Linked DNA regions of Homo sapiens: all the other regions are linked to region 1. Evidence: chromatin contacts called from ENCODE Hi-C data. All regions are on one chromosome and are shown on one strand. The core of a region is the stretch at or near the end of the contact, and the rest is flanking DNA. Distances in the headings are between cores, read along the strand shown. Region 1 holds the start of TTC21B (tetratricopeptide repeat domain 21B). Region 2 holds the start of OLA1 (Obg like ATPase 1). Region 3 holds the start of DCAF17 (DDB1 and CUL4 associated factor 17).

The links. Hi-C counts contacts between places; a loop is a spot of excess contacts on that map. Pooled maps may share reads with other maps.
Region 2: a map of CD8-positive, alpha-beta T cell shows a loop between it and region 1 (16-fold over the local background). The contact joins the promoter of OLA1 here to the promoter of TTC21B in region 1. A Hi-C loop is called at or near these places in 2 of 168 maps with a recorded cell type or tissue (CD4-positive, alpha-beta memory T cell and CD8-positive, alpha-beta T cell) and 5 of 50 pooled maps.
Region 3: a map of CD8-positive, alpha-beta T cell shows a loop between it and region 1 (17-fold over the local background). The contact joins the promoter of DCAF17 here to the promoter of TTC21B in region 1. A Hi-C loop is called at or near these places in 2 of 168 maps with a recorded cell type or tissue (CD8-positive, alpha-beta T cell and naive thymus-derived CD4-positive, alpha-beta T cell) and 4 of 50 pooled maps.

The regions. Positions count from the first base shown.
Region 1 is chr2:165,952,087-165,955,179 of GRCh38, forward strand. It overlaps TTC21B (tetratricopeptide repeat domain 21B), which reads right to left and starts at 1,690. Exons shown (of 29, transcript NM_024753.5): 1 at 1,599-1,690. The coding sequence starts at 1,619. RefSeq lists a silencer at 1,541-1,940 and an enhancer at 1,705-2,454.
Region 2 is chr2:174,246,878-174,249,970 of GRCh38, forward strand. It overlaps OLA1 (Obg like ATPase 1), which reads right to left and starts at 1,655. Exons shown (of 11, transcript NM_013341.5): 1 at 1,575-1,655. RefSeq lists a silencer at 1,441-1,960.
Region 3 is chr2:171,432,587-171,435,679 of GRCh38, forward strand. DCAF17 (DDB1 and CUL4 associated factor 17) reads left to right here and starts at 1,640. Exons shown (of 14, transcript NM_025000.4): 1 at 1,640-2,117; 2 at 2,497-2,600. The coding sequence starts at 1,992. It overlaps METTL8 (methyltransferase 8, tRNA N3-cytidine), which reads right to left and starts at 1,404. Exons shown (of 10, transcript NM_001321154.2): 1 at 1,297-1,404. RefSeq lists enhancers at 638-807, 785-1,345, 1,018-1,087, 1,907-2,466 and a silencer at 1,398-2,307.

The DNA.
Region 1 (3,093 bases), core at 440-2,939:
ATGGTACATTGGGATGGCAGTGGTGATGAAGATGACTAAAAGCCACTCCATACTCTAGAGCAGGGTTTGGCAAACCACACTCTGTGGGCCATATCTGGCTGGCTGGCTGTACAGCCAGTGAACTAAGAATGGTTTTTATATTTTCCAGCTGTCAAGGAAAAAAAAGAAATATTTCATAACATGAAAATTACATGAAAGTCAAATTTCAGTGTTCATAAATAAAGTTTTATTGAAACACAGCCATGCTCATTTAAGTATTGTCTATGGCTGTTTTGAACAAGCCAATTAGATGTGATAGACCATACGGTCCATAAAGTCTAAAATGTGTACTATCTGGCCCTTTGTTGAGAAAGTTTGCTATTCTCTGCTCTGGAGGCTTAAGTGAGACAGAGAGTATTGGATGATGAGGTTGGAGACGAAGGTGGGGTGAAAAGCCTCATATTAAGTACTTGGACTTGAACCTCAAGTCTAAGTAATGAGGAGGCCCATTTTTACATTTTACATTAAAGTGTTTTTATTAAAATGTTCATTTGGGTGGCAGTGCAAATAATACATTTAAGGGAATAAAAAAATGTAAGGATATAGGGGGATAGCTAGAACAGAGGATAATGTAAAACTTCAGGCAGAAAAACAAGACATTTCAGCATTCCCTAACCTCCTACATCGCCAAATTGTCCTCCATCCACTTATCACCATCTCACAGGATACACATTTCATTTACCTACTTGTTGTCTGACTCCTCCTACTCAAATGTAAGCTCCAAGATTGGAAGAGTTTTTCTTGGTTTTATTATTTCAGTGCTTAGAACAGTGCTAGACACATAGGAGGCATTCAGTAAATATTTGTTGAGTCAACTGAATTAGGGTTTTTCCCCAGCATTAATTAGCCTGTAAAATCTGAGAAGGCAGAAACTGTTCAGTTTTGCTCACTGCTATCTCCAGCTTCTAATGGACATACAGTAACCCTTCATAAATATTTGCTGAACGAGTGATTCAGTGAACAAATGAATAGAGAAGACCAACATCCGAAAAGTTATTTTATTTTCAAGCCTCATGTCTTTAACTGTTTTATATCAGCCTTTCTTAAGTTGACCGTCATTAATATTTGCTGAATGAATGAGTCAGTGATAAACAGAGAAGACCATCACCCTAAAATAACGACCCCTCCACTTTTAAGTCTTACGTCTTTAATGGGTTTCATATAATCTTTCTGCGCTCTTTTTACTGTCCAGTGTGGGAGCTGACACTAGTTTGCCTTAAGTCCTTAAAAATCGCACCCGGAGGCGCAGTGTCATAGGTAACCCAAGCTTTCCTAGTAAACATGATACAAAAGTAAACACAACCAACAGCATGGGGACCAGCAATTCAGAAACACCGAGCGGGCGGGCTGCCCAGACCTGGGCTTCCCCAGCAGGGCCCGCGGAGACCGGCCGTGAGCAGAGGCTGCAGGCCCACCCCGCAACCCGAGCAGCCGGGGCACCGCAGGGAAACAGCGGCCTAGCGAAGCCACCCGAGCTCCCTCCGCGCCCCCGGGCCAAAAGGCCGCAAAGGAACTCCGCCCGCCCGCCCGCTCACCCGCTCACCCGCTCACCCGCTCACCTTCAATTCCTGCGAGTCCATGGCTGCCCCGAGGCCGGGCCGCGGGGCTCTGGGGATTGTCTCGCCGCAGCCTAAAGGAAGACGCAGAATTCAGCTCCCCTAGCCTCCCGGAGCGCTCTAGCGCCCCGGGCCCCAGCGGGAGGGGCGGGGTCGCGCCGCGATTGGCTGTCGGAGGGAGAGGCGGGCCTGTGTGGCGGGGATCGTGCTGTAATGGAGCAGGGGCGGCGGGGACCCGGAGGTGAGGGCTGCGAGGGCCGCCCGGGAGGGTCCGGGCTGGGAAAAGGGCCTCCGCCGGAGAGTGCAGCTGGAAAAGGAGGTCACACTGGGAAACGGCTGTCTGAGGACAGTGGGTGGGCGGGCCGAGGAAATGGAATTCAGGAATAAAGGAAACGGAGTATGAAGAAGGGGAAGTCTGTTTCCTGTCACTGGTTGTAAAGGAAGACACCATTTTCTGCACGTTTGTCTGGAGGCGGATTCCCGCAGTGCGGCTCTCAGCAAGGCTCTGCCGGCGCGGGAAAAAGCGGTCAACTTTCACGTGGGCAAGTTGTTTTACGGCCACAAGGTGGCGCAGAAAAAAAAAATCACACGTTCTTAACAGAAATACGGTGCGCTTGGGCCCGTCTTTGCAGGCGTTGCTGCAATCTTTGTTAGAATGTGTGTTCAATTAGCCCTTTTTTACCAGCCCCGATAATAAGAGGGACAAATAAATTAAACTTCCAGAAAATTAGTGTCTTGTTTTCAATGATACTACTGATTTTAAACTGAGAATAAAATGAATCCCAATGCAAATTTTTATGTTTGCACCCCATTAGGCAACTCAATCAGTCACACATAGATTTCTTAAGTCCAGGAAATTAAATGGAAATATAATAGACTAAGATTTTCTATTTCTGCTTAAATAAATATTTAAAATAGTGCATAAGGTCTGAGATTTAAGTGATCTTTGCAGAATCTTTCACGTGGATTCCAAATTTTGATCCTAGTGTTAATTATCTTACTTTAGTTGACATGATACGTAGTTGCCTTTTCCAGATTTTAAGTTTCTTAAGGAGTTTATAAACATTGACTTTTTCCCCATGCCAATAGGTTATGTAAGGACAGTCTTGAGAAAAACGGTAGCTACCATCCTAGGCTTTAAGGTGAAGCAATATTTCTCACCGGTTTCTCTTTAAAGGAATTCACCACGTATTTTCACGAGCAACTTTTTTTTCTTTCCAATATTTATAGTCCAGCTAAATGTCTGTGGTGATGAACAACTGGTGATATCTCTTTGATTTTCAAAGCTGCGGATTAATCCGCACTTGGTATACAGCAAAGAATACCACAGGACCAGGGTGCTCAATGAAGTGTATAATCTTGAACTGTAAACCTTTGGTTATAAGAGAAAAGTTCATCTGTAAGGAAATATCTCAGGATCATGGTTAACAGAACAGATGATCAACCTACCTTTTGGAGATCTTGAAAGTCATATTAATTTAGCCTCGTATTCTCTTCA
Region 2 (3,093 bases), core at 405-2,904, 8.3 Mb after region 1:
TTTCATCACATACAATATATTATTGAATTAAGATTAAGAACAAAACATACTGTATATAGCGATCCAAAACTAACACAGAGCTAAATCCACTTTTTTTTCAGCAAAAATGTTTAAAAAGTTCTGTAAACATATCCGTTGTCAAAAGAGTCATTGCTGAGAAGTCCCAGAAAGACTGATCTAAAATCAATATTTGTTGGGCCGGGCACGGTGGCTCAGGCCTGTAATCCCAGCACTTTGGGAGGGGGAGGCCGAGGTGGGCAGACTGCTTGAGACCAGGAGTCGAGACCAGCCTGGCCAACACGGAGAAACCCCGTCTCTACTAAAAAGAAAAACAAATACAAAAAAATTAGCCGGCCATCAGGCGCGCAGCCTGTAATTCCAGCTACTCGGGAGGCTGAGGCTCGAGAACTGCTTGAACTCGGGAGGCGAAGGTTGCGGTGCGCCAAGATCACGCCACTGGGCTCTGCCTGAGCGACAAAGCTAGGCTCTGTCTTAAATAAATAAATAAATAAATAAAATATTTGTGGCACCAGGAATCAAAGATAAACTTAGAGTTTAGCTACCAATCTTCCATCCAGACTGCTCACAAAACACTTTATATCTTAACCTGATATATGGTTATATGAAAGAAAGCATTTGGAAGCAAGTACACAGAAGACAGTCAAAGAAAATTCCATTGTGGAACCACCAGCAGCCAAGTCACCCTTCACACCAAACCATTCCTCTATAATCTGGAATCTTATCTTTCCCATTCGCCCACAACCCCCATTTTTCACATAGATGAACACCCACCAGGTACTGGGGTCCTTCCACCAAGTCCCTCCCACCTTTGGCACTGAAGGTACGGCTCATCAGTCCTCATAAGCAACCTCCAAAATCTACATTATGGTTACTATTTCTAATGGTAAATTAATCGACGGAACCTTTTTATTTACAAGTCGAAACTTTCTCTGTCCCTTACTAGTTCTGTCTCCAAATCATGCGTGCAGAATTACTCCCACCCTTGGACTGCAAAGTGAAATCACAAAGACCGCTAAGCTCACGTCTCAGAAGCTGGGAACTAAAACTGTCCCAGTCTTCTGGCTGAGAGTTGTACCTCCTAGGACCACGCTGGGGCCCTGCCCTTGCAGTAGTATTCCAGCCTCTGATCCCTGACCCCGAGGGCCAGGAATTTCCCTTCTCAGCGTCCTGACACCTGTTCCTGGCCAACTCCCAGGCCTCCAAAGAACAGATACAGGAACAGCGCCTGTCGGGTCCTCTGGCCTACAGAGAGGTGGCCGGCAGCCCACCCAAAGTGGGCCCCACCCCCCATCCTCCTCTCCGGACTGGGCCACCGGGCGTCCTGGCGTCGGGAGAAGGCTTTCCCCAGGGCTTTCCCGCGTGAGGCGTAGGCCGATCTCCCGACGCGCGGCCTAGTCCGACAGCGCCTCATTCATCCACACATCCCCAAGCCACCCGCTGCCCTGGCCCCATCTTGGCCACTGGGCCCGGGCCCCGCGCCAGCCTCAGGGCAATGAGCCCAGGCGCCGAAGACCTGGCGGAGATCGCGCCCCCGGGCTCCCTGAGGGCCTCACCGTGCTCGGCCTGGGCGATGACACGGGGTCCCAGCGGCAGCGAGAGAAAGGTCCTGCCGGCAGCTGGAGGCGGGGAGGAAGGAGGAGAGAACGCAGGCCCGTCCCCTCCGCCGAGCGGCACGCACGACGGCGGCGACAGCGGCGGAACGGGCGGGCCGGGCGCCGAGCGGCACCTGCGCGCAGACCATGGGCCCCGCCCCTCCCCGCCTTGCCCGCGCGTCCCGCCCATTGGCCTAACCGGCCGGGGAGGCGGGAGTAGGGCGGGAGGAGCCCAGGGTGGGAGGAGCCGCGCGGCGGCAGGGAGCTGGAGAGGGGAAGGCGCTGGCTAGGCCGTTCCCGGGAGCTCTAGTCTTCCGCTTCGGCACGTGGGCTTCTCGGTTCTAGGTCTCCGCTTCCGTCTGGCTGCGCGGCCTGGGTTACCTGCTCACGTTCACTCGCGGGCCTACAGCCCCAAGCTTTCCCAGCTGGACTGCGGAGTGCCTTGGGCCCTGACTTCCCTCCGGGAGATCCGGGGCGTCTGAAGTCAGGCAAACAGCCACACCAGCCCCGAGGACCGCGTGGCCGCTAGCCCATCTCCCTTTTCTATAACTTTATTCGCTCAGTCTGTGCGGAGAGAAGCTGTTAACTAAAAGTTCTTGAAGGAAAAGGGGCTAAGGGAAACTTTGGTCTAGGGATTTCTTCCTCGCCTTATAGTTAAAGCGTCGCACACAGGTACTGGATCACAGAATGCGTTTAATTGAGCCAATTTCCCCCCTTTTCCTCTTGGTAGTTGAGAGCAGGGGCCTTTGAAATTTGGGAATTTCCAATCTGGATTTCGCCACTCATTGACTGTATGACCCTAGACAAATTAACTTCTCTGGACTTCAATTTCGTTCTGGATAAAATGAGGCTATTAAAACCACCTTATGAGGTTATTCGTGTGAGAATAAAATGAGACAATGCGTGTTGAGCTCATAACAACAGTACTCAGCACATACAGAAAAGGCTTGTGAGTAGTCGCTGTTGTTAATATTAGGATTTCATCCCATCTCACCCACATCATATCAATACCATGAGCGCCACTGGAGAAGGAATTCTTTCATTTAGGTCCTGGCCTTCAGATGTCATTCAGGTATTTGTTGTAATGAATATGATACCTGTCCAAAAATTGTGACACTAGAAGCTCCTTTTAAAGGGATTAGTTGCTATTAATATTAAAGGATGTAAATAGGTCGCCATCCCCATTTTACAAGTGAGGAAACAATATCAGAAAGGTTGATTAATTTGGATGAAGTCACACAACTAGTAAATGGCAGCAGCATATTTCAAACCACAATCTAACTGAAAATCTGGCCGTAATCCCAGCACTTTGGGAGGCCAAGATAGGGGGATCAGTTGAGCCTAGGAGTTGGAGAACAGCCTGGACAACGTGGTGAGACCCCATCTCTACCAAAAAACAAAAATTAGCTGGGTGTAGTGGCACATACCTGTAGTCCCAGCTACTCAGGAGGCTGAGGTGAGAGGATGGCTTGAGCCTGAG
Region 3 (3,093 bases), core at 390-2,889, 5.5 Mb after region 1:
TTACCAAATTAACTATTGTAGCACTCTCTAAAAATATACAAAGCACTCTACCGTATGCTGTAAATAAGTCATGAAAAATCAGCAAAAGCTCGAGCCCTGAAGGAAATTCAGCAGGGTTAAAAAGAGATATGGCCAATGTTTACTAAACACTTAAACTGTGACCCAACACACTCACCCAGTACTGTAAGTACTCACTTAATGTCATCAACAGATTTTTGGAAACTGACTGTAAGCAAAATGACATATAACAAAACCATTTTTACCATAGGCCAATTGATATAAACAAAAGTTAAGTTCCTATAACATATTTCTGGTCACAAAAACATCACCAAACTCCTAAATACAAACCAAAACACTTCTAATATTAAACATTGAAATAAATGGGAGCTATACATACATTTAAGGAAGATTAATAAAAACAAGTAAGATAGTTATTTACCTAATTATTCCAGTTCAGGGTCGAGGGTGGCTGAAGCCTATCCCCTCAGCTCAGGGTGCAAGGTGGGAACCAACCCTTGGACACGACGACATTCCATCGCAGGGAGCACTCACACTCACACTCAGACAGGAAACACAGACAAGGCCAATTCATCCAGCCTGCACTGAGATGTGGGAGGCAGTACCCTGGGGTACCTGGTGAAAACCCATGCAGACGTGGGGAGAAGGGGCAAGATCCACACAAACAGTAGCCCCGGTAGGAAATTATTATTTTTTCTCATCAAGTTATACAAAATGACACTGAACGAAAAAATGCGATTCAAGGACCTGCTGTACTGTACTTTTTGCTCTGCCAGTCAGGTGCGATCGCTGGCTTTCTTTGAGCACCTATGAACAAGAGGTAGCATGCCCAAGTCCACGTGGGAGATACAGCGGCCCCACCCTTAAGGGACTTAGAGCATGGCGGTGGGACACATGTGGTGCAAGCTTGCTGAAAGTTTAGTGTGCTGGGAACTTTGAACATACAGGCAGGGCTAGTTAACAAAGTATATCTTTTACTTAGAGACATCGACGAGGAATATCTTAGGCCGTCCAATAAGAATGTAAGCATTTCATATTTTATTCCCTATAAAGAAAAAAGAATGGAGGCGAGAGGAAATGAAATGAAGCAATTATCGCAAAACCAGTCAGTGTCCCCGCAGGCCACCCAAGGACAAGCCTCCGGGAAAGAGTAACTCAATCCCAGTTTGGAGGGTGAAACTAAGAGTGAATGGGAAGCCAGCATCTTCCTAATACAAAAGCACAGTTTACCGTCCCCCTCAGCCAACATGCGGCTGAAGGGAAAGCCGCGGGGCGTACCTTTAGCACGGGACGCTGCTTTGGGGGGATCGCCCTCGACACAGCGCCCCTCCCGGCACCTGGCCAGAACCTCCCAGGGCGAAGGTCGGGGCCGAGAAGCTTGTGAGTACCGGGGCAGTGAGGGAGGGATCCCTAAGTGCAGGGCGCACACACGGGGCGGAGACCTGGAGGCGGCAGCACCGCGCCCCCAGGGCTCTGCCCAGCTAGCCACTCGCAGCACAGAGAAGCGCGCCCGCAAGACAGCGCAGCCTCCGCGGGCCGGAGGAGGCGGGGCCGCGGCAGGCAGAGGCAGGGCCGGGCAAGCCCTCGCTCCCCGCCGCCTGACGGGAATTGTAGTTCCTGGGAGAAGCCGGGCTGCCTCACGAGGCACTAGGAACTACATTTCCCGGTGAGAGAGCGGCTCCGGCCGGCCGCGCGGTACCGGAGCGTCGCACTGTCAGCGGCCAGAGAGCCTGGGGCAGATCGAAAAGGGAGTGCTTCTTCCCTTCTCTCCGCGCTCTGGCGGTGCAAGCGGCTCTGCTTTCCCTCGCCCCGCCGTCGGGTGCTCCCTGCCCGCCTCCCCGTGTCAGCTTTCCCTGGGCCCCGCCGGGAAAGTCTGGGCCTCGAAATTCGAAGGCAGCGGCGGCTGCCCAGCACGGGAGTGTGGGGCGCGCCACTCGGCGGCCCAGCCTACCCAGGGCCCGGCCCGCGCCTCCATGGGCCCGACCCGGAAGCCCAACGTGTGCAGCCGGCTGAGTCGCCGGGCGCTGGGCTGCTTCTCGCGCGACGCAGGCGTGGTGCAGAGGACCAACCTGGGCATCCTGCGGGCGCTGGTGTGCCAGGTGACCGCCAGCCGGCCGGGGCGGGACGGAGGGCCGCGGGCGCGCGGCGGCCGAGCCTCCTGCGGGGATGCGGTTTTAACGCGCTGGGGCCTCCCTTTATAGGGTCACATGTGATGGGGAGGAGGATACAAGCCCGGAATCTGGGATAGGTGGTAATAGGGCCACCAGCTGCTTTTAGTTTTACGCTTCTTATGTCTTACCTGGAAACAATTATTCTAAAAGTTGGTCACCTCATTAAGCCAAAACATGAGGGCAGAGTGGAGGAAGGATGCAAAAAGTTTTAAAATAATATAGGTGACATTATGTTGCTTTGAAAATTTAAAATCTAACTTAAAGCCTAAGAGTTCTTTCCTGAACGGAAATTCTTTATGTCTTTTAGGAAAGTACTAAATTTAAGAATGTCTGGACAACTCATTCCAGGTCACCTATAGCCTATGAGAGAGGAAGAATATATTTTGACAATTATCGGCGCTGTGTCAGCAGGTAACTTTTTATTGATAATTTTGCTGTAATTCACCTCACTGTTGATCTTAACTATAATTTGTATAGAACCACATGCCTACATTAGTGCCTAGTGAAATAGAATGAAAAAAATGGGTCCGAAATAAGACTAGGCAGTAAAAAATGCATGTAATTTTAAAATCTTGTTAAATCTAAAGTTGCAGGTGTCATTTTTGTAAATACCAACTTAAAGCAAAACTACAGTGCAGGCAAAACCACAGATTGTTCAGAGTACTGTTTAGTGTTTAGTCTACTTATACCACAGTCAAGAAATCCAGTTGCCAATCAAATAATTAGATGCTGCTTTGGAGAATTGATGGATTGTGTTTTGGAAGTACTTGCCTTTTTTTTTTTTTTTTAGAGAAATTTTTTCAAACAAAAGCCTAGTATTTAGAGATCCAAAATGTTTAACAGTCAGCCTCATCCACAACTGTCCAACATGAGGGGGGAAGGAAAGCCACAATGCATCCCCATA